Regions from separate parts of the Homo sapiens genome. Here region 2 is linked to region 1. Evidence: chromatin loops called from intact Hi-C (ENCODE). Cell type or tissue: gastrocnemius medialis. All regions are shown on one strand. Each heading gives the region's core, and the rest is flanking DNA. Links, peaks and the distances in the headings are about the cores only. Region 1 has its middle 18 kb from the start of LINC01267. Region 2 overlaps SLC6A6 (solute carrier family 6 member 6).

Region 1 (11,305 bases), core at 1,027-9,026:
CCCCTGCTGACTAACTCTTTTTCATCCTTCAGCTCAAGTGCCTGGGGCCTTGAGTCTTTTCTGTGTAGGTCTTCATAGGTGACGTGGGCTTCCTCACAACATGGTGGCTGGATTCTAAACATGAGCATCCCAAGAGAATTGGATGGAAGGGGTATTGCCTTTATGACATAGCCACTCAGCATTGTCCTGCCATTGTCACAGGCCCACCCAAATTCAAGAAAAGAGAATATGTGGCCTCACCTCTCAGAGACGGGTGTGAGTGTCACCACAAGAAGAATGGGATGGGAGCTGTTGTGGCCATCTTTGGAAAATATAAAATGTCACCGAGGGGGAAGGTACATGTAAGAACTATGTAAGTACTGTGGCTGGGGACATTCAGTACGAGGGCAAATGTCCCTGATCCTCATTGTCTTAACAGCTAGCCCTTTGGTAGACAGCATGGCCCCGAATCAGTCAGGAAAGCTTAGCTGTGTCAGTCCTGTCTGCAAGTTCATGAAGCATTGGGGAAGATTTCTGTCAGTAATGGGAGCATTTACCATTTAACATGTTTTGAATTTTAAAGCTCCAAGTGTTGGTGATCTTGAAAATTCCTCGGTGGGCCTGAAAAAGTGAAATAGGCCACAGATAACTCCTAAGAGGTTTGGGGAAGGAAGGCCAGGGACTTTTCCAAGTATGCCTGGCCCACTAAGGGTCACGTCCCCCAAAAATTATCCGGAGAAAAGGATATGCCTGGCACCCATTCCCTCAACCACAGGAAAGGCCTGGAATATTCTGGGGAGATGTTCCAAAGGGATCTGGTGTGTGCACATTCCGTGCAGAGGTTGTGGAACAGAATCGTAGGGCGGGGGTGAGGGTGCTGGCGTGGGCAGAACCCAACCCTAATTTCCTCTCTTCTTGTTTTTAACCCTAGGCTCTGCCTCCTTTTTCCTCTTGCCAGTTGGAGCCAAATCATTCAGATTTCCAGATTGTGAGGAATCCTTCAGCCCCCGTGGTATAGCCACTGACACACTATCCAGCTGCCACAGTTGTGGGTGTTGAACCCTACCCTTACCCTTAGGCCTTCGGTGGAACCACGTGGATCTCCCCGGGGCCTCCAGGAGGAGAAACGTGCTCTGTCTCCTTGGCCAGGAAAGGTGAAGCTGTGTGACCTAGAACACACACTCCTGACCTCTCTGAGCCACTCCTAGTAGCAGGCTGTGAGCTGCTTGTCTCACTACGTAGCTAGGAAATAACAGCATGAAAGTGCCTCAGAAAGGAACTACCAGTGGCTGTACAGTTACTACACATCGTTAGTAATAACGGCACTCCCCTCCCAAGACGACAGCAGAAAGGGATTCAGCAGCAGAAGGCACAGCTCTTTTGCTTCTGGGTGCCAGCAAACCCTTCATTGAGCACATATTGAGCATCTGCTGTATATCAGGGCCTGGGCAGCACCATGGACACAATAATGCACTCGGTGTGCACAGCCCCTGCCCTCAAAGGCCCCCCATGTTGGCTGTTCCAGAAACACAGGAGCTGGGGAGGTGGCATCAAAGCAGAGACCTAAAAGATACTGAGGAATTAGCCGAATGGAAAAGACAGGGTGATTTCCTGATAGAGGAACTGCATATGCAAGGGCCCAGGGTCCAGGGATCAGGGGGCTCCTGGGGAAAGACCAGCCATTCTGATGGCTGGAGCGTAGAGCCTCAGCACCCATGCAGAGCTTGAGGGGGATTAAATAGTAAGCGAATAAAGAAAGAAAATGCACAGAGTGTTAGGAAGTGGTGAGAGCTACAGAGAATCATAAAGAGACGGGCGTAGGGATGGGGGTGGGTAGGAATGGGGGTGAGTAAGGATGGGACAGGGAGAGGGATGAGGTGGGTGTAAGGATGGCACAGAGGGTGAGGCTGCCATTTCAAATAGCAGGGAGCCTGCACTCACACGAGGACATTTGTGCAGAGGTCAAAGAAGTGAGGGAGTGAGCCCCGTGGGCATTTGGGGGAAGAGCATTCCCCGCAGGGGAAGCAAGAGCAAAGGCCATGGGCCATGCACTCCACACCTGAGGGGAGCTGGGGGGCGGGGGAGGGCCAGTGTGGCGGAGTGAGCCAGCAGGACAGAGGCGGAAGGAGAGGCGTGGGAATGTCGGGAGTCAGACCACTCAGTCTACTGTGGGGACCTGGGCTTCCATCCCAAATGAAAGGCAGCCACGGGGCTGCTCGCCAAGGCAGGGACGAGGGTAGATGTGGGTTTAACAGGATCCCTCTGGGGCCTAAGAGGAGAGGCTGAACGGGTAAGGGAGGAAGGAGCAAGGGAGGAGGCGAGAGAGATGATGCTGGCTGCACCAGGTGGTAGCAGTGGCCATGGTAAAGAGTGACTGGCTTCTGAATATATTTTGAAAGCAGAGCCACCAGAAACCGGAGCAAGAGAGGGGAGGGGAGGAGATGGGAGGGAAGAGAGGAGGGAAGGTGATGCGGGGAGGGGAGGAGAGGGGAGAGGAGGGGGTAGGGGACAATGGTGACTCCAGGGCACGCATACTTCTCTGTCCTCTCGCACTGCCTGACAGACATAATTAACACAGACCTTTCTCCCGTTGAGACCAGATTGGTTCTTGGAATCCTCCTCAACCCAGACCTACAAGGTGTCACTCCCACTAATCAGGATTGGATGTCCAATGAGGCCAGGAGGCAAAATGGGTTCACACAGGAATACGCGCCATCATTTGTGGGCATCTACCATGTGCTTGGCACTAACTAGTTGCTTTTCCAATTCTCTCATTTCAAGGAGAGACAAACTCTGGGATTGGCAGCAGCATCCTTAACAGATGACACCAGGGCTCTAGCAGTCCACACAGAACTCCCCAGCTAAGACGTTTAGAGCTAGGATTCAAATGCGGTGATCACTTATTCCAGTGCCAGCCCCAGCTCCCCATGGGAGACCCCCTCCTCACTCTGCTGAGGCCTCACCCACCACACCTGGGCCTCCTGGCCATGCCAGGACTCCACATTCCAACAGGCTGGTAGAGGCGGTTGTGGGCAGAGCATGCCTGGAGGCTGAGAACCGCAACTTCCAGCCCCGGTGCCATCCTGGGGCAGGGTGGCGCAGAGGGGCATGAGCGCCTGTGCCAGGAGCCAATGCTGCGGAGGGGCCCCACCCCACCTGGGGGCTGCCAGCCCGCCTGCCGGCCAAGGTCCTCACCAGTGCCTTCTCTCCTCTAGCACACCCATCAGCTCAGCATGAAGACTTGCTAAGGAAAAGGTACAACTGGGAACGCGAAGCTGTCCATGCCTGGAGATGATTCCAGCAGCCAGGAGGTGGGGCTGGCCTCTTACCTGGGTACACTGTCTCCATGGGAGCATCCTCCACGCAGTTAGAGTGGGCTGTTGATGTGTCTGTATGGACTGTGAAGGTAACTAAATGCCTGGGACTTAGAAGGCTCCACGGGCAGGCTCCAGAGGCCAGCCAGCATGAGCTCAGGTCCAGCTCTGCCACTTACTTGCTGTGCCATCTCAGGCCGGTTACATTACCCCTCTGGCCCTCTTTCCCGGTAAAAAAAGGGCTGGTAATAGCATCCACTTCATAAGGCTCTGCAAGTACTGGGGGCAGGGGTAACTCACATGAAACAGTTAGCACAGTAAGTGCTGAGGAAGGTTAACCATTATTACCATTATGGGCATTCATCCCCGAGTTCTCAAGATTGACATGGACTTGAGCAAGCACCCAGGAAATCTGTAGGAAGCACAGTGAGGGCCAAGCTCCTTGGGGTGGTAGTTGAAGGATGAGGGGGCAAAGAAGACTAGAGGAGAGAGGAAGGAGGAGCTGAGTGTAAGCCCCTGCCAGCCACTGCTTTGCTGTGTGACCTTGAGCAAATCCATTGCCCTCTCTGGACCTCCATGTCCCCGTTGTTTACATTTGGGACATGCACAAAGGCCCTCTCAGCTCTGCATCTGTTTTTTGGTACCTGCCATGAGCAGGTAGAGCAACTTAATTAAATTAATTTGAATTAATTTTTAAAATTTTTAAATTTTTATTTTAATAAAATAAAAAAGATTTGGAGTGGGCTTGAGTCCCCCAGGGCCTCCCAGTTTCTTGGAGGGGGGCTCACTTTCCAAGGAAGGTAATTGGGTCATACTGGCTATGTGTTTTTTCCTGTGCACAGCCCTTCTAGCCCCGCTTCCCCACCAGACTGTGACCTCCTGGGGGTGGCCATGCTTGCTCCCAGTGCTCTGTGAAGCTCAGGCTCAGGCCTCCTTAATGCCAGGCCAACTCTTCCTCCTCCTGCCAGACTCATCTGGGCTCCACCTCCTCCAGGAAGCCTTCCTAGACCCAGGCTGAGTTATCTGAGTGGGCCTTCTCATGGGAGGGGGTCTGGTTTGGGGCCTGTCTTCCTTCCAGGTACCCAGAACAGGAACCACACTGGCCTGGCATCTGGAGTGAACAAAGGGATGTTGCCCAGCAGATGTTTGTGGAATGGACAGGTCCTGAAGTGCCCACAGGAGCTTGAGAAGAAATCCAGGAAGCCTGGTCAGCCTCAGCTCAGCCCCACCTGACTGGGACCTCTGGCAAGTGACCAACCCTGCCGAGCCTCCCTCCTGCCACCTGTTGGATGGGGACTCTCAGCACTGTGGTGAGGATTAAGCGAGTCAGGAGACTCAGAGCCTGGCGCAGCCCTAAAGACAACAGACTCACCTGGGAGAGAGTTCATCCCCTGCAGATGCTGTCCCGGCCAGCCACCTGGCCCGGGAGTTCACCTCGGCTCCCCTCCGCCACTTGCTGTTCTGACCTTTTAGCAAACAGCAAGCAGGTCTCTGGCTCTGAACTCTCCCAGGTAACAGCATCTACAGAAAATGTGAGAACTGTGTCCTGTCTTTATTATCTTTGTTTTCATGGTACCTTCTGTTTATAGCAGCCTCTTCTCAGATATGATGTGGTGTTTCCTTTTTTAAATATGCTGACCTAAGCTGGGCACGGTGTCTTGTGCCTACAGTCCCAGCTACTTGGGAGGCTGAGGCAGGAAGATGGTTTGAGCCCAGGAAGTTGAGACTACAATTAGCTAAGACTGCGCACTGCACTTCAGCCGGGGCGATAGAGTGAGACCCTGTCTCTAAAAAGATAAATGAACAGGCTGGGTGCAGTGGCTCATACCTGGAATCCCAGTGCTTTACGAGGCCAAAGCAGGAGGATCGTTGAGCCCAGGAGGTCAAGGTTACAGTGAGCTATGATCGCACCAAAGTACTCCAGCCTGGATGACAGAGCAAGACCCTGTGGCCAAAATAAATAAGTGAATAAATCAGCTGACCCAGCCCATAGCATCAGGTAGCAGGAGAGCTAAGCACAAGGACTCTGAGACCACGTGAGCCAGGTTCAAATGCCAGCTGTGCCTCTTCATTGCTGTATGCCCTCAGGTGGGTCTCCTTGCCTCACTTTCCCCACCTGTACAGTGTAAGGATAGCAGCAGGACCCCTGTCTTGCCTGAGGGCTATTGTAAAGGTTGATGTGTGCAAAGTTCCTACACCCGGGCTTAGGGCACAGTCAGGGTTCCCTACTTCTGTGAAGACGTTTTACAAAGTGAGCTGACACAAGCGAGCCTGGTGACTTGCAGACACCACAGCCTGCGAAATGCCAGCCCAGTCCACCCCTTCTGCCTGCCCTGCCCCAGGAGGCCTGCTGCTACCTGCCTACCTCCCTGGCAAGCCCCCGGCAGCACTGCTGTAATCCCCAGGCTGGGTAAACACATGATTAGGTTTCTCAGCTTTTGTCCTGTTACTCGGAGCAATTCTCAGGCCCTGAGCACTCCTCCCACCAGCATCACCCCACACCCTGACTCCCAAAGCCCTAGGCCCCGGGACCAGCTCAGCCCCTAGCCCATGCCTCAGTTTCCTCATCTGTGAAATGGGCAATGATACCTGCGTGTCATTCATGAATAGGCATAATGCTGTTCTTACCTCACGACCCATGGTGAGAAGTGGGGCTGCTGTCATCATGCATACTCACCATTCTAGTGTCGCAGGTATTGTTCACCTGTTGACTGAGACCTTTACTGAGGGCCCCGAGGGATGCCACTGTGCCTTCACCAGCCTGCCCATTCCCACCTCTCAGCCTCTTCCTCAGCTGGGACCCTCCCGGGAAAGCCCTTCCACTATCGGCTCATCTTTCCCGGCCTCTGAACATCCCACAATGTGGAACCCAGGGGCCATTAATTGCCACCTGGAGTGTGGGTTAGGGTGAGGAGGGAGAGAGCAGAGGCCACTCAGATCTGGAGTACCAATGATGTGGCCTTGGGAAGGCCACTTAACCCTGTGTGTCTCTGTTTCTGCATCTATAAAATGGGAACAGTAACCTCTGCTCCTCGTGAGGTTATGGTGGTGATTTTATAAGCCACATACCCGGCACATGGCCAGACTCCCGTGGCTATGCCCACTGGGTGAGAAGGAAACGGGGAGGAAACCCTGCCTCCATGAGGTGGCTTCTGGCACTGTATTTGGCCTTATTACATAGGGAAAAAATTTACCTCATTTGCACTGTCCGATCTGACCTCCCTGGGGAGATGCCCAGCACTTCTCCATAGCACCCCCATTCATTCTGCCTCCACAGTGGCCAGTGCACAGCTCCCAGACCCCCTATCTGAGCAGCTCCTCCCCTGCTCGAAGCCTCTGATGAGTCCTTACTGCCCTCAGCCACTCCCCTACTGCCTCAGCTGGTGTCCCGGCCAGGCCCGGTGACAAGTGATTCCCCATAAGTGCCTCATGCTCTTCCGGTTTGGCCAGCAGCCCAGAAGCCTCTTGGGCCAGCCCCACCCCATGACCTGCTGAAATCTTATTTGTACTTCAAAGCCTCAGGCATGCCACCCTCCTGGACAGAGCTGGAGACCTGGGATCAGCCAGGCCTGCGTTTATATCACTGCCCACTACTCACTTGCTGCCTGGTCTAGGCTAAGTTGCCTTGCCTCTCTTAGCCTCAGTTTTCTGATCTGCAAAACAGGTTCCTGCTGGAGATTAAGGATGATGTAATTTATTGGATGGTTCCAATGCTCTAGACATGCAGCCAGGCATATTACCAGCAGGATTCATTTTCTCTTCCCAACTGTTCTGTGACCTGGGGCACAACCAGCATTCGGAAGCAATGACATCATGTATACTCATTCATCTAGTCCTCAAAGCAACACCATAGGAGAAGGACTGGGATTACCCCCACTTTATATATGGAGAAACTGAGGCACAGGATGGTGAAGTGAGCAGCCCGAGGCCACACCCTAATACATGACAGGGCTAGGATTCACTCCAGGCAGCCCCGCCCCTGGACCCTAGCACTCAGCCATTGTGTGACAGGATCTCTGAACATCCCCATTTTAGATGGTGGAACTGAGATCCAGAGGGAAAAATGACTCCCCCAGATCTGCACAGCTGGGACCCAGCAGAGCCCAACACACAGCAGGTGCTCTGGAAACATTTTCCTAATCCTACTTCTCAGACCTGGGGAAGTAGGGTGGTTCCTAGCTGACACTGTCCCTCCATTACCCTTTCCTCACCCCAGGGGTCCTACTGGATCCAAGCCGGACATGGTGGGCAGGGAGGAGTGCTCGGTAGGCTGAGGCTGCTTCAGCTGCTGCCTCCAGCTGCCCCACGTTGGGGCCCTGTGCCTGCTGTCTGGGGACGCGGCTGCTGGGCTCCCTGGTGCTCCCCACCCCCACATTCCAATCTATGTATCCCCACCCCCGTGTCTACCTGTGTGCAGTTGATTCTGTTCTCTCCACTTTTGTCCCTGACTGTATCTGACTCCTAGGCTTCTCTCTCTCTCTCTCCCTGCCCCCTCTCTCTCCTTCTCTTTTCTACTCCATCTTGTCTCTGCCTGCTGTCTCTGTGGGGTATCCACTCTCTGTCTGGGTTCCTCTCTGTCACTCTCTCTCATCATCTCTGAGATATGGGACATATATCCATGGTTCTTTGCCACAGACATTTGGGGCTCTCAAAAGTGAGAACGTGCAGCTGGAAATGCCTCAGAGACCACCTTGTTCCACCAATGGGCAGTCAAAGCCAGATGTGCCTTAAGACTTGCCTGAGATCGCTCGGCAGGTGAGAGAGGGTAAGAAATTTCCCCACCCCACGGATTCAGCCAGAGGTGTGCCGCCCACGGGGTCCAGGCTCTGCAGCCCCTCCTCCTCCTACCCAGCTCCGAGACTGCTGGGGTCTCCACACAGCAGCCCACCCAAGGCTGGCGGGTGAGGGCCAAGGGCTCTGTCTGGTGAAGAATAAACTCTGAGGAAGTTTTAGGGCAGAAGAGAACAACTGGACCATTCCGGAGGAAGTTGTAAGGGGGGTAGATACTACACATGTGCCTCAGTTCCTCCACCTGTCTCTCTGCATCCATGATTTTCCATCCCTTGGAGGGCCATGGCTGGGGAAGGACAGTGGGACCATCCTCAGGGCCCTCCGGAAGTGGTCTGCCTGCTGGCGTCGACAAGCACCAGTTTGGGGGACATGTCACCCTCCTGTCCTCAGTCACAATCAACTTCTCACTGGACCCTCTCCCCAGCCCAAAACCCAACCCTTCTATGGAGTCCTCCAGGCTCAGCTCAAGAGCCTTTCTTTCAGGAAGGTTCAGTGTGCCCCACCCACAGCGAGAATGTCCCCCTCCCTGGCTGCCTCACTTGTTGTCTCTCTAGGCTCTCCTGCCTTCTCTCTCTCTCTCTCTCTCCCCCTGTCTCTCTGGCTCTCTCCCTTTGCCACCTGCCCCCACACCTCCACACCTCCACACCCTGACACTTACCAGTCCCGCTTCCCTTGCTGTCGGCGTTCATCCTGGAGTCATGTGACATACTCCCCACCCTGCCCCTAAACTCTGTTTCCTGACCTCAATGCCAGCCCCTCTGCAGGGCACTGCCCCCTCCATGTCCCATGGAATCCCACACCCCCATGCAAGGGGTCCTCACTGGACAGAAGAGAACGCCGGGGCTCAGACAGAGCAGGCAACCTGCCTGAGGTCACACAGCCCAAGTGGCGGCAGCACCGATGTCAACACCCAAGCTGTCCGACCCGATTCCCAGGCTCTTGAATAGACCTGCCGTCTCTCCAGCTGGGGTAGGGCCTCTGTTCAGCCCATATCCCCTCACCATGGGGTCTTTCTGAAACAGATAAACCACAGGGGTGGAGTGGGGGCCTTGACACTCAGCAACACCCCGAGGAGGCTTCCCCTCAGGGCCTGGGCAGCCTGAGCCCTGAGCCGTTTCTGAGGGTGACCTGAATTGGCTCTTCCTGCCTGGTCTGTGTTTGTGTCAAGCTGGTGCCTGAGCGACGTGAGGGTGGGCAGGCTCCCCTGGCAGCAGCTGCCCCTGCCAGGATGGGCAGGGCCTGTGCAGGCACCAAGGATTGATGGTCTTTGCAGGGTGGGCAGCCGGGGCAGGCTGCGGAAATTCTGGGAGAAGCAGCTGCCTCACCCAGGGGAGTGGGAGGGAGGAGGAGAGAGGAGGGTGGCAGAGACAGCAGGAGGAGGGGTTTTCCTTGGGCTGTCCTTGCAGTGACATGCCTGCATGTCTGGGGCATGAGCTGACTGCCCAACTATGTCCACAGCCACCTACCAGGGCCCGCCCACCTTGGGGACAGGGCCGGCAGCCGGCAGCTTCAGGCTCCAAGATGCTCACCAGTGGCTTTGTAGCCTTCTCTCTGCCTAGGAACCCAGGAGGAAAGACACAGCCCCACTTCCTATAGCCAGGTGAGGGTCTAGGCACCTCCCAAAGCACATTCCACAAGGGAGGAAAGAGATGCGGAGGGAGCAGAGTGGCCTAGGGTCACACAGCCAGTACCCTCTCTGTGATGACAGCTTGTCTGCTGCCCCATTCTAGCTCCTAATTCTCAGTCATTCTCAGCCCCCCAGAGCCCTGTGTAGCATTTGCCCCTAAACAGATGTCCAGTGCTTGCTTGTTGAATGAGCGAATGAATAAAAACAGACAAAGCTGGGACAGAGGCACCTCAATGCCCTGAACAGTGTTCCAGCCTTCCTCTGGGCAGGTATGGTGATGATCCCCGTGTTATCAGTCAGGAAACTGAGGCTTAGAGTCTTAGAGTAGCATCCAGCTCAGGACTCTCCTATTTGGCGTCCTGGCAGGAGGTGTCTTACGGAGCCAGTGTCCACCCTGTGGCCTGCATGCTGTGTCCCCAAGCTACCTCTAGGGTGAAATGAGGTCATGGACGGATTTGGGGCTGGGAGTGGTTTCTGACCACTGGGCCACCTGCCCAGTGGATGCCAGGTCAAGCCCCCCTTCTTGGCCACCCCCTGAGAACTGAGGTGGCCCCAGGGCTAGGCCAACTGAATGTCTCTTCCCCTTTTTGATCATATTATTGAATATAAAGGAGCCTGGGAACCACACCCTTTGGAGCTCAACAGAGTTTTTTATGCCCTTAAGAAGCTGGCTGACCCCACACAGGCTCCTTAACCTCTCTGAGCCCCAGTTTTCCCACCCGTAACACAGGACCCCAAACCATGCCACCTGGATCAGAGGGAGTCAGACATAGGAACAACAAAAGGGGTTGCAGCCTTGCATGAAATACTACACAGCAGTGAGAATGCATGAATGGCAGCTACACATGCTGGCATCATGAGCCTCAGAAACACTACGGAAGGAGAAAAGGCAAGTTCCAGAAGAAGGCATTCAGTGTGATCCACTTTACATGAAGATTTAAAAAACACATATTTGGTATATATTATTTGTCAATACATTCATATGTATTAATAGTAAAAGAATAAAAATATACTTTGAACAAGAAGCATCAAGTTCCAGACAGTGGTTAGCTTTGGTGAAGACACGGAGGCATAGGTAGGTGTATGTTTTTGTTTTTGTTTTGAGACAGAGTCTCACTCTGTCGCCCAGGCCGGAGTGTAGTGGCACAATCTCAGCTCCCTGCAACCTCCGTCTCCCGGGTTCAAGAGATTCCCATGCCTCAGCCTCCCAAGTAGCTGAGATTACAGGTGCCTGGGCCCACACCTGGCTAATTTTTGTATTTTTAGTAGAGATGGGGTTTCACCATGTTGGCCAGGCTGGTCTCAAACCCCTGACCTCAGGTGATCCGCCCACCTCGGCCTCCCAAAGTGCTGGGATTACAGGCATGAGACACCACTCCCAGCCTGGTAGGTCTATGTTCAACCGATCCAAGATACAGGTTTGTTAAAATTTGACCTGTTCAGCATCAGTAGTCCTCCTCTCTCCAGCTGTCCAGCTGAGAGATAATGGGGATAAGTGCTGTTTTGGAGGTGTATTTTGACAGGACTTGCTTAGGGGTTGCATGTGCCTTCAGGCAACTACTTAACCTTGCCAAGCCTCAGTTTCCTCATCTGT
Region 2 (11,305 bases), core at 2,269-10,268, 61 kb after region 1:
TGCAGCTGGGAAGGGGTGCAGTGTTAGGTTCCAACTAAAACATAGGTGATGCAGCATAGGCAAAGGGTGGAACTAGGCAAACCTTATTTGGGAAACAGAGTCCCGCAGGAGCTGCCTGCACTGGGAATACAGAGCCCAAGCAGCAGAGGCAGGGAGGGCCCCTCCTCTCCACACACATTGTCGGGAGGAATTATGTAGAACTCGGCCATCTGGGGGTCAGCAGGAACTGCTTGACCAAATAAATAGATGAGTCAATTAAAAAGGACGGATTTCTTGGCTATATATAGTTGTGGCCTAAATCTCAGGTATCCTTGCCCCCAAGGAGTAAAGGGAACCGTTTTCAGATGGCCCAGGCTGTACATGGGAGAATAAGCTGATTACACCCGGGGCTGCAGTGGGTGACACACTTTGCAGGAGTGAAAGGAAGCTCTAAGGAGGTGAGGGGTGGGTGGGGGACTCGGGGCAGGGAGGGTGGAAGGCAACAATTGCGTTTCCAAAAATGGTGTGGGTTGGGAGACTACCCATGGTCCTTCCCCTCATCAGTTTCATTGAGATTGGTCACACCCCTGGATATCAGCCACTTAATTTCTCTGGCCAGTCTGAATTTAAATGGCTAAACATTTCTTCCCTAGCCTGCGGGGTCAGTAGTTAGTAATCACGGCAGGTATGCATGACTCTCACCAATTATGAGTATAATTAAATGGGAAGATGCCTTGCAAGCATTGAGCACTGGGCCTCGCGCAGCCAGGGCTGTTAGCTGCTGCTCTTATGATTGAGGCCAGCTGCCACCCGGTCCGTGAAAATACTTTTGATCTGGGCTGATTCAAGAGACCTGGATTCTAATCCTTGAGTTAATTTGAAAAATAATTCCCCTGCCTCCTGCTGGTTTCAGTTTCCCCCTGTGTCAGGTTGAGGGGGAGAGACTTCCTGGTATCTAAGGTCACAGCCAGGCGGTGCCCCAGAGCGCAGTGGTTACCGATCCAGACTCCAGTCCACCACTTCCTGGCTGTGCAACCTCGGTCAAGTCGCTTATTGATTCTGAGCCGTAGTTCCTCATCTCCATTTGGGGTAAGTCCCCCCCCAGCCATCCCAAAGGGTGGCTGGTTAAGGATTGGGTAAAATACTGCGTCCACCTGCTGATCCCCAAACTGCACATGCAAGCCTGCAGCCCAGGGAGCTGGGATTGGCCACGAGGTTGGAGGATTTTGCATACATTTAAAGCATTTCGAGTGTGCTTTTAAGCCCCATTAGACTCTAAGATGCTACACAGTCTCGCTACTTTCGGACTAATTAGGAGAAAAGTAAGCAGCTGTAATCAGTGAAAAATGATTTAAGGAAAGAAAAAAATATTTAGCCTGATTAAAACATTTCTATTAGCTAGAATTATGTAAAGTGCCCGTCACAGTGCCAGACAGACAATGTCAGCTGCAGTTATTATTTCAGTTATACAAGAACAGGTGGAATTAGGAGAACCAAGGGTTGCTATGACAATAAGCCGGGACCCTCCTCATCCCTACCTGGGAGGAGGGCTGGCCCTGCCCTAGAGCTTCCTGCGGTCTTGGTGAGGAAGAAGAAACTTCTGGGCCGGCTTCCCAGGGGAAGGTGCACCTGAGGATGAGCAGGAATGTGTCCTTCAGGGCCTGGGAATGGCAGGGCCTCCCAGAAACGGCGTGGCGATGGGGGTTCTGTGATAAAGGAACCCCTCTCTGGCTTTAGTTCTGCTGCAGAGCGTTCTTATGTGGTGTACTTTCCTGGAAAACACAGCCTCCCAGCACCCTGCGCTGTGCTGGAAGGAGCATTGTGACCTCATGCTCAGGTACTCTGAGGCACAGAGACCCTGGGTGCTGGGTGTCTTCCGCACTCTCTGGCTGCTTCTGTGCCTCAGAGTAGAAGCCCTTTGGGAAGACCTAAGAGCCAACCACAATAATTGCAGCTGTCCTGAGTCCTGCTACAGGCAGGCAGCTCTTCCAGATTAGCCCCAGCATGAGTAGATGTTCCCCTTCACACCTGGAGTTTTAACGTACACTTCTCTGGGCACCTGGCCCTGTCCTGAGAAATTAACCTGGTGGGATCGCCATCCACCCTGTGAGGTCGATGCCATTATCAGCCATGTTTTACAGGTGAGGAAACCGAGGCACAGAGCATATGCTGCCCACGGTTGCAGAGCTGGGGTTTGAGCCCCATCAGCCTGGCTTCAGAGCTTCCTGGCTAGCCCCGCCTTCCTTCCCAGGCCTCTGTCTGCTTACTATATGTGAACTCTGGGCATCAAGTTGTTGGGCTGATCTGTCATTCAATAATGCCTAAAGGAGGGGTCCCCGGTGCCCAAGGACCTTCAGCCAGGAGCTGTGGGGTTTCAAAGCTGCCATGTTGAGGGGTCCCAGTGTCTGACTTCTGCAGTTGCAGCCATCCTGGGGGCCACCAGCAAGGTAACATTCCTCTCCTGAAGGTTTTCTCTCCAGCTGCCCAAGGTGTCCCAGGGGCCAGCAGGTGGAGAGAAGCTGCCTGGCCACCCTGCTCCAAGGAGCTGCCCTGCTCTTCCCTCCTGTGGGTTGTTGGGGTTGCTCTGCAGGTCCACAGCAAAGTCCTTTTCTACTCTCGAGTCCAGTTCCCAGCCCCTGTAACTTCCATCTCCCCAGCTTAGCAGGTGCCACCATCCCAAGGGCCAGAAGGGTACTCAGTACTTTGCATGGGGAACTGCAGGCCCTGATCTGGCCCTCGGCTCCTCCACTCTGCTTTCTGCCCTGAGATGCTCCCCTAACTGTATCCTAAGGGCTAGGGGAGGGAGGTGATGGCAGGTTTTCACATCTGTGCTCAGATCCCCAGGGACCCACCAACACAGGGGACCCACATTGCTCAGCAAGAATATTGATGGGGACCCCAGGATCCCCCAGTCACATGCACTGCAGAAGAGGAGGCTGGCCCCTGAGAGGCCTGGGAGAGAGACAGTTGGAATAGAAGGGAGGGGGCAGCTAGGAGGAGGCCCAGCTGTTAGGGTGACACCCTGAATCTCAGAAGCGGTTGGCCAGTGTTTGAGCCCTGGTCTTGGCCCTGTAAGATGATCTGTAAAGCACTCGGCGGGCATGGTGCCCAAGAGATGCTCAGCAGGGCCTCGGCTCAGAGCCCAGGCTGCCCATGAGTTGAGGAAGAATGCCGGTCAATTTTGTCATCATCCTGATAGCTTGAACTTTCTAAGTGCCTGCTGTATGCCAGGCACTGTTCTAAGCAGTCCATACATGTTTGGTTCTTTAATCTCTCAACAGCCTCACAACTTAGGTACTGTTATTACTCCCATTCTATATTTGAGGAACCTGAAGCAGAGACAGGTTTATTTATGGTGTACAACTTTCTCTCCTGGGGAGGGTGCCTTTGCTGAGAGAGGGGCCCTGTGTGCAGGTGTGTGGGAGGGACATTTGGGACCCTGCACCTCCAGGCTGCTGAGTCTCCTGAGAGCAGTTCTGAACCACAGTCCAGAGCAGGGCAAGCCTCACCTTGGTCAAGCAATGTCACCAGAGCCTCCGCTGGCCTTTCCTGCCATTGTTCCCTATGCCTGGGGAGGTGGTGTTTAAGGGACAGGTGTTTCTGCTGTTGGGGAAGTCCCACCTGCTGCCTCCACTGGAGAAAGTGACTCCTCTCTGCTGGGTGACAGTGAGGGGAGCCCCTAAGTCCCAGGCAATGTGCCTTGCAGCTCATTCCTGTCCTTAGAGACACTGCCTGGGGCCTGCTCAGCTGAACTGTGCCCCTCGCCTGCTGCAGAGACAAGGCCAGGCTTCTTTTTCCCTCTGCACCCCCCTACCCCCAGGAATCGGGGTTGGTCTCCAAGGCTTCTCCCCCCAGTCTCAAACATGCAGGCCTCACTCAGCTGCCCAGCTCCAGGAGCCCTAGGTCACCCCTGCCAGCCTTTGCCTTGATTTCTCAAACTCCCTTTCTCTTTAGCAAGTGGATAAAGGCATGTTGGCTCTGTCCTGGGTCCACATCTGGGCTCTGCCACTTGCTATGGAGTAACCTTGGCCAGGTCATTCTCCTCTGAGCCTCATTTTCCTTATTTGTAAGTTGAGGGCCAAGGTCTTCATCTGCCAGGGCCTGGTGAGGAGCAGCAGCAATAGGGAATAAGAGACTCTCTGGCAAACTCTCAAGTCCGGGATAAATGGCTGTTGGGATGATCCTGGACTTAGTGAGGCTGGCAGAAGTGAAACTCAGCCTGGCCCAGCCCCTAGATGCTCACAGTCTGGCAGATGAGACGTCTGTGTGCACACACGCATCACATGCACGCACTGTCATGAGCCAGCCTTAATCTCTTTCCTGAGCTGATTTTGTTTGATGTTTTGCCCAGGTGCCTCCCAGTTCATTATTAGCACCGCCATTCCCAACCTCACCTGATTTTCAGATTCACCTGGGAAGCTGGTTAAACAGGACAGATTCGTGGGCCCCCACCTTGAAAATTCAGTCAGTAGGGCTGCATGGGCCCAGGCATCTGCATTTTTAGCCAGTGTCTCAGGCAACTCTGATGTTCCTCATGTGAGGATTTTGGTCATCCACTAGTCCCTCCTAAGATCCCACAGACTTCAGCAATGAATGACTTTACAGATTATGAGGCCCGCTTACAGGTCAAGAAACTGAGGTTTCCCAAGGAGAACTTTGAACTTTATCCAAAGTTGCACAGTTCTGAATGAGAGTGCAGTGTCTGGTGAATGGTGGGGGTGATTTGAGCTGGAGGATGCTAAACGGAAGAGTCTTGGGTGGGCGGGAAGGGCTTTTGCTGGGAGGTGACACTTGGACCAGGGTCTTCCAGGTGGGTGGGATCTACCTAAATGTAAGAGAACCCACAAACCAAGCACAGACTTGAAAGGGGCAGTGCCGGGGAGAGAGTCATGCTGGGCAAAAGGAGAAATAAGGTGGCAGAGATTGGGGGCAAGTCAGACAACTCTAGTGAGCCTGGGATTCCAAGAGGAGAAGTTCAGATTATTATCTAGGCAGCTGGGAGTCACTGATAGTTCTTGAGCTGGGGGCTGACATGGCAGGCATTTGGGGTTTGCTAGAAACAAACCCGGCTAAGCACGTGGGAGCAGAGGTCAGGGCACGCCTCCAAGGAGTTTCCAATGGTTGGTGTGGCCTCTTGGGCCACACCACGAGTGACAGGCCATCAGAAGGTATACCATGTCCCCAGCACCCCCAGAGTTTAAGCTAAATTGCAATGGAAAGTTGAGGGAGATGGCTACCACTGGGGGTTGCCCTGGGAGATGGCCCCTGCACGTAGGAAGACCACAGTTGAGAAGCGTCGGTCCTCCCTGCATCCTAGCCCCACCCGAGTGTGGATTTTAGCGCTGAGCTTTTCTTCTGGCTGAGCAGTAGCCGCTGTTAGGCACCATCTTGTAGTGCTGGAAGTCGCTGCCACCACTGCACCAACAGTTGCCAACCTGACAGAATTAGATATGAGCCTCATCCTCCCAAGTTTGGAAGAAGAGCTTATGTTCAGCCTCTGGCGTCCACTGTATCCCACCAAGTTGGGGTTGTCGGGAATGTCCCGCCCCTCCACCACATCTTTCAGGCCTCAGTTTCCCCTCTGTGAAATGAGTTCCCTCCAGCTCTGATGGGGCCGTCTGTGGAGGAGGCTAGAGACTGTAGCTTTGTCTTGTCACTGATCTGCTATGTGGCCTGGGCCTCAGTTTCCTCATCTGTAAAATGGGCTTGGATGTGGACGTGCCAAGACCTCCAAAGCCCCACTGTGAGTCTTTGATTTTGTGTGGGATCCCAGGGCATCCCCTGGCACTTGGCAAACCTTTAGGGGCAGGAAAAATTAACTTCAAAGTCATTATTGGAAGATGCTCAGGAATGGACATCGTTTAATGAAAAGTGATTTCCTAAAGATCTGGTGTTCATCTGTAGAGTTTTGACCATCTGATGGGAAACTGTGCTCAGATGTTGGGAGCACATCCTGGTCCACCCTTCCCCACTGTCCACATACCCCAGCATCTGTCATTGCAGTTTGCTCTGTCGCCCTCGTAGAGGAGCTCTCAGAATGCCTGACGTGGAAGGCTGTTTCTCCCTATGCAGAGTGTCCCCAGAGCCCTAAGCCCTAAACATTCCATCTGAAAAATCCTCATCGTGCTGGGCCTTGTATTAATACTAGGTGTCAGGAAGCAGGACCCGGGTGACTGGGGAGTAACAGACAGCAACAGTACAGGCTGGGAACGCAGGGACAGAGCTGTCCTGGAGGCTGTCCCATCGAGGCTGTGAGGGGTACCTGCTCATTAGGCAGGGGAAGAGTGTACCGGGCTGAGGGCACAGCACAAGCCAAGGGTGTTGGGGCTTGAGAAACCACAGCGTGTGCTTCAGGAACCCCTGGGGATCTTGGGCTGGTTCTGGATGGTGGAGGGGGCCTAGGAATCGGCTTCCAGTTAAGTAGAGCAGGCACCTGTGCTCCAGAACACAGTGGGCACCGGTGACCGACAGTGCTAGTTCCCCACCCTGTCTTGCTAAATCCCAGGCTGTTTGGTTCCTCTAGCACCACACTCTGGTCGAGCTGAATTTCTGAGTCCGAGTGAGGTGGGGCGGAGGTAGGAAGGAAGAAGAAAGTACATCCTCGTCAGGGGGAAAAACATGTTTAAAAGAGGAACAAGGAGGGGGAGGTTGTTTGCAAACATTTAATGAGGTAGGAGTTTCACATACTGTAGATGGGATATTGTGCCTACTTTAGAGAGGGTAACACTGAGGCTGAAGAGAGAAGGTGACTTGCCCAAGGCTGTACAGCAGAGCGCCCTGACTGGTTTCCATGGCACTGTGGCATCCGGCAGAGCCACAGTGACAGAGTTGGGGCTGGCCCGGCTCCTGCACGTGCACCCTTAGCTGACTCTGTCACTGGGGCCTGTATCCTTCCAGTTTCTATAGAGCAAGGGAGGGGCTGCCCTCTGCTTTTCATAGCCAACAAGGAGCAGGGCTTTAGGCTTCTTACAGCTTAAAAGGAGAAGGTCAAGGAAATGGCAACCAACCTTTCTCTTTTCTTGAGTTTCTTTTTTGTGGCCTCCAGAAATAATCCTGGGCTCTGCAGAGCCTGTTTCAGGCTCATGGTCTACCCTACCCCGCCCCCATTTCCGGCAAAACCAGGCTGAGGGCTGGGCTGCTAGCGAAGCTGACAGCAAGAGTGACAGCCCTGTCCTGTCGCTGGTGAGTCAGTGCCAGGAGGTGGCTGCCTGCTGACTCACCCACTCCTTCCGCAGGCTCCAGGGGCCCCTACAGCAGCCTGACTCCAGCCAGCCCTGGGCCATGGGGGAAGGAGATGGAAAAGGGGCTTGGCTCCCTCTGACCCTTCACCCAGCCCCTGCACCCTGGAGCAGAGCTGCAGGCAGTGTGACCGTTGTGCTGTTATTGGCCTAAACACATAGCAACAGGAAAACAACCCCAAAACCCCAGCCTTAAGAGCAAGTCCAACAGTGCGCGACTCCCCAGGTCAGGAGAAGCCCCGATGTGTGCAGAATCTGCAGATGGGGCTGCTCTCGGCCCTGCCTCTGGCTGTGGAAACAGGCCTCCAAGTACCCAAGGTAGGCATTTTGGTGGCCCTCCCCAAGCTCCTCTTTCTCCTCCAGCCCAGCTGTGGGTACCAAGTGCCCTGGAAGTCTACTGAGTGGTGTCCAGGGTCCCCTCAGACAGCATCCCAGAGACTTGACCTTCCTCTGTGTGTCCAGGCTGTCAGGCCCAGCTCTCAGGGACTCTTTGACCAGAGACGTCTTTGAAGCCTACCCTTGACCAGACACGGAACCTTGTCCTTCCTCTGAACTTGTAGAATAATTTTTGTTTCTTTAACAAAACGAGCCCCTCCCTCCTTCTCTAGTCGTTAGTGCTGTGAAGGTGGGACGTTAGTGCTGTGAAGGTGGGACGGTGACCCAGTACCCCTGTGATGGCCCTGGGCCAGGTGTGTAGCAGGTGCTCAGTCAGCCAGAGCTTTTGTTCCCTCCCGCCACCTCCCCCAGAGAGAATTGCCCCAGGTAAGCGAGTGCCTGCTCAGAGCAGAGTGGGCAGATGACTTCCCAAGAGCACATTACAGCAAAGGGTGACCCTGTTCCTTTCAAAGCATGGCTTCACCCATGGAGCCGGCAGGGTTTGGGCTTCCTGCACAAGGATGTTGTGTTTGTGCCACCAGTCTTAGGTGTTAGGTCCTTGGTCAAGGGGAAGACATTCTGGCCACCCACCCCGCAGGTTCTCAGCTCATGGTGAGGAACCCAGGCGGCCGAGGTGTGGGGTTAACGACTCTACAGGCCCCACCAGAAAGTGTTAGCTGAGCACGGTAGCTCCCATCTATAATCTCAGCACTTTGGGAGGCCAAGGCAGGTGGATCACTTGAGGTCAGGAGTTTGAGACTAGCCTGGCCAACATGGTGAAACCCCATCTCTACTAAAAATACTAAATAATTAGCTGGGCGTGGTGGCAGGCACCTGTAATCCCAGCTATTCAGGAGGCTGAGAAACGAGAATCTCTTGGACCCAGGTGGCGGAGGTTGCAGAGAGCTGAGATCGCACCCTGCACTCCAGCTTGGGCAACAGAGCTAGACTCTGTCTCAAAAAAAAAAAAAAAAAAAAAAAAAAGTCATAAGTACCTGCAGGGAAAAACCCAACATGGGCCCTTAAGTTCCCTTTCAGAGTAGAAGGGAAGGGTTGGTGGTCAGGGACAATCCAGGGCTTTTAGCCAAAAGCGTTGAGCCCTCACTGGGGCAGCACAAAACTTGGGATAAATCCAGGTTCTAACTCTGGCCTTGGGGGCCCCGTCCCCTCTTCCTCTCTGCCACACTCTGGCTTTCTGTTTCTTCACTATGTGCACCATGGCCCTCTTTACACCTGCTGTTCTCTGCTCTTAGAACAGTGTTCCCCCAGTTCTTTGCCCCCAGTTCTTTGCCTCAGCTTCAGTGTGGCTAAAAGCTTGTTCCCTAGAGCCGAGCTTCTGGGTTTGAATCCAGCTGTATGACCCTGGGCAAGTGGCTTTACTTCTCTGGGCCTCTTTCCATCATCCGGGCTGGTGAGGAGTAAGTGAGTGAGTTGGTGTCTGGAAAGGGCTTGGCACAGGGCCTGCCCACAGTGAGTCCTCAGCGAGCTGCTGTTGTTATGAAATGTCACCTCCGCAGAGGGGCCTACTTTGTTGTTTTCTGTGTGCTGGGCACTGTCATAAATAATTGCTCATTTATGTGTTTAGTGTCTATCTCCCCTTCTGCAGGTCAGCTTGGTAGGGCTCACCCACTGTCTCCAGTTCCTAGAGCAGTGCCTGGCACATAGTAGGGTGAGTTAACAGCCACTGCTTGCCAAAGCCACTCAAACCTTTGTTCTAACCCTGGACCTCTGAGATGCAGAGGGGAAGTGACTTGGCCTGCATGACCCAGCTTTCTGACCTCGCCCACTGCCCTTTCCCCGACTTAGCTGCTTGGGCTCTGCTGTGGGGCACCTCCGTTTGGAGTATGGTGTGTGCCTCAAACACCTTCATCTGGGGCAGCGCCAGCCACCCTGCCTCATCCTGGCCCTTCTCAGGCCATCCTGCCACCGGGAGCCTGCCGTGCCTCCACCCCTCCCCCTGCAACTGGCACGGTGGCACTCTCCTTGCTGCCTCTCCTCTGCTGCCAGACTGTGGTTCTCTGGGGCTTTGGGCCAGGTCCTGCCACTTCCAAGGAGATGATAAAACAGTTTGGACCCAGTCCCCAGACCTTATGTTCACCTGCCAATGTTTTTATGAGGGGAAGGTGACAAGTTGGCTGTCTATTAGACTCATACCGTGTCTCGCCACCCCCGGCGTTGTTCCAGAGGCTTGTTCTTTGCAAAACCTGCTCACTGTCATCCACTCTTCCCCAGCAAACCACAGACTAAGAAGAACTACGTGGTCTGGCTGGTCCCCATCCAGAGGTCACCTTGCCCCAGGGTGGCACCAAGGTCATGGAGTTGGGACGTGGGTGCAAATCCTGGCCCACTGTCCTGTAGCTGTGGGACCTGGGATAAGGCTTCCCCCTTCTCTGAGCCTCAGTCTCCTGATCTGTGAAAGGCAAGGCTGATGAGGCCGGGGGTGAGGTAGAGGCTTTTCTGCAGGGCTTAGTGTGATCCAGGCAGGAGGCTTCTAGCGGAGGTCGGGGGTCTCTGAGGGTAGACCCGTACTTTGGTGGGGTGGAGGTTGCAGTTAAATCAGGAGAGGGGAGGACCTCACCCGAGGATGCTGAACCCCAGGTAGATAACAAGCCCCTGTCCCAGAGACGGCATGCTGAAACGATTTCCTCAACAGAATTCACTTTCACTACGACCAGAATATTTTTGCTCATTGTTTCGGCTTTGTTCCGGGCAAAACAATGCCTGGCTTCCTGGATGACCTCACCGGGACAAGCCATCAGGGCTGTAGGCCAGCCTGGTCAGCATCTCCGCACGAGCCCATTCTTCCCTTTGCCACGGCCACCTTAGGTGACCTGGGGGCAATAGTGTGACCAAAGAGAGCAGACTGGCCACAGGCTGAGTCTGGCCCCCTCTGTGTTTGTGTTTGACCCAGGTGGTGGTTTAGAAACTGAAAAATGTGTGTGTGCATATAAACCAGATTTCAACATCTCTTGAGAAGCTGGAGGATCCAGCCCCAGTGGGCACCAGTCCCGAAGGCACCTGCAGTAGTGGGAGCTAAGGAGAGCTGCCTGTGAGAGTCCAGACTCCTCCTGTCCCCTGGTTCCCACTCTTCCCTGCGACCTCCCCACCCCAGTGGACTCCTGTCCTTTGCCCACCAGGCCTCTGGAGGCTTTGGAGCTCGCCACGCTTGAGTTAGCCTTTCCTTGGGAGCAGATAACCAACAGATACAGACCTCATGATACAATTCAATGATTCAATCTCTTAAAGGTGTACTTTTAAAATATATATAAAAGAGAAAAAGAAAGGCTTTGATTAATTTCCACTTAAAACAGCTACTCCACTTAGAGTGATGGAAAGAGCTTCTACTTTATTATTATTATTTTTTCATCTTTTTAGAAACAGGGTCTTGCTCTGTCACCCAGCCTGGAGTGAGGTGGCATGATCACAACTCACTGCAGCCTCCAACTCCCGGGTGCAAGTGATCCTCCTACCGCAGCCTCCTGAGTAGCTGGGACTGCAGGCGCACGTGACCACACCTGGCTAATTTTTTTTTAACTTTTTGTACAGACAGGGTCCAAATGTGTTGCCCAGGCTTATCTGGAACTCCTGGCCTCAAGCCACCCTTTCACTTCAGCCTTCCAGAGTGTTGGGATTAAAGGTGTGAGCCACCACGCCCACCCAGGAATAGCACTCTTAACAACAACTCCCTTTTTTTTTTTTTTTTTTTTTTTTTT

What was found. A loop is a pair of places that touch in the nucleus more often than their neighbours do. Peaks named below come from ENCODE experiments on the same cell type or tissue, not always from the same donor. Only the 100,000 strongest peaks of a DNase experiment are listed, where the experiment ranks them.
Region 2: a loop joins it to region 1, with 2.5 times the contacts of the local background. A loop is called at or near these places in 7 of 110 quality-filtered maps.

Annotation. Positions count from the first base shown.
Region 1 is chr3:14,365,253-14,376,557 of GRCh38, forward strand. No RefSeq gene overlaps it. Among named protein-coding and RNA genes, the nearest start is that of LINC01267, 18 kb to the left of the region's middle. RefSeq lists enhancers at 2,127-2,645, 6,553-6,792, 11,226-11,305. In gastrocnemius medialis, for the core only: a CTCF peak has its summit at 4,577 (motif pointing left); DNase peaks (open chromatin) are centred at 4,659, 5,353, 6,377 and 6,729; H3K27ac peaks cover 4,026 bases.
Region 2 is chr3:14,425,253-14,436,557 of GRCh38, forward strand. All of the region lies in intron 2 of SLC6A6 (solute carrier family 6 member 6), which reads left to right. Among named protein-coding and RNA genes, the nearest start is that of SLC6A6, 28 kb to the left of the region's middle. RefSeq lists enhancers at 2,845-3,114, 3,155-3,214, 6,611-7,522, 6,900-7,309, 7,009-7,303 and 2 more and a silencer at 3,041-3,195. In gastrocnemius medialis, for the core only: no CTCF peak of the experiment used is centred there; DNase peaks (open chromatin) are centred at 3,079, 4,229, 7,159, 9,659 and 3 weaker places; H3K4me3 peaks cover 520 bases; H3K27ac peaks cover 8,000 bases.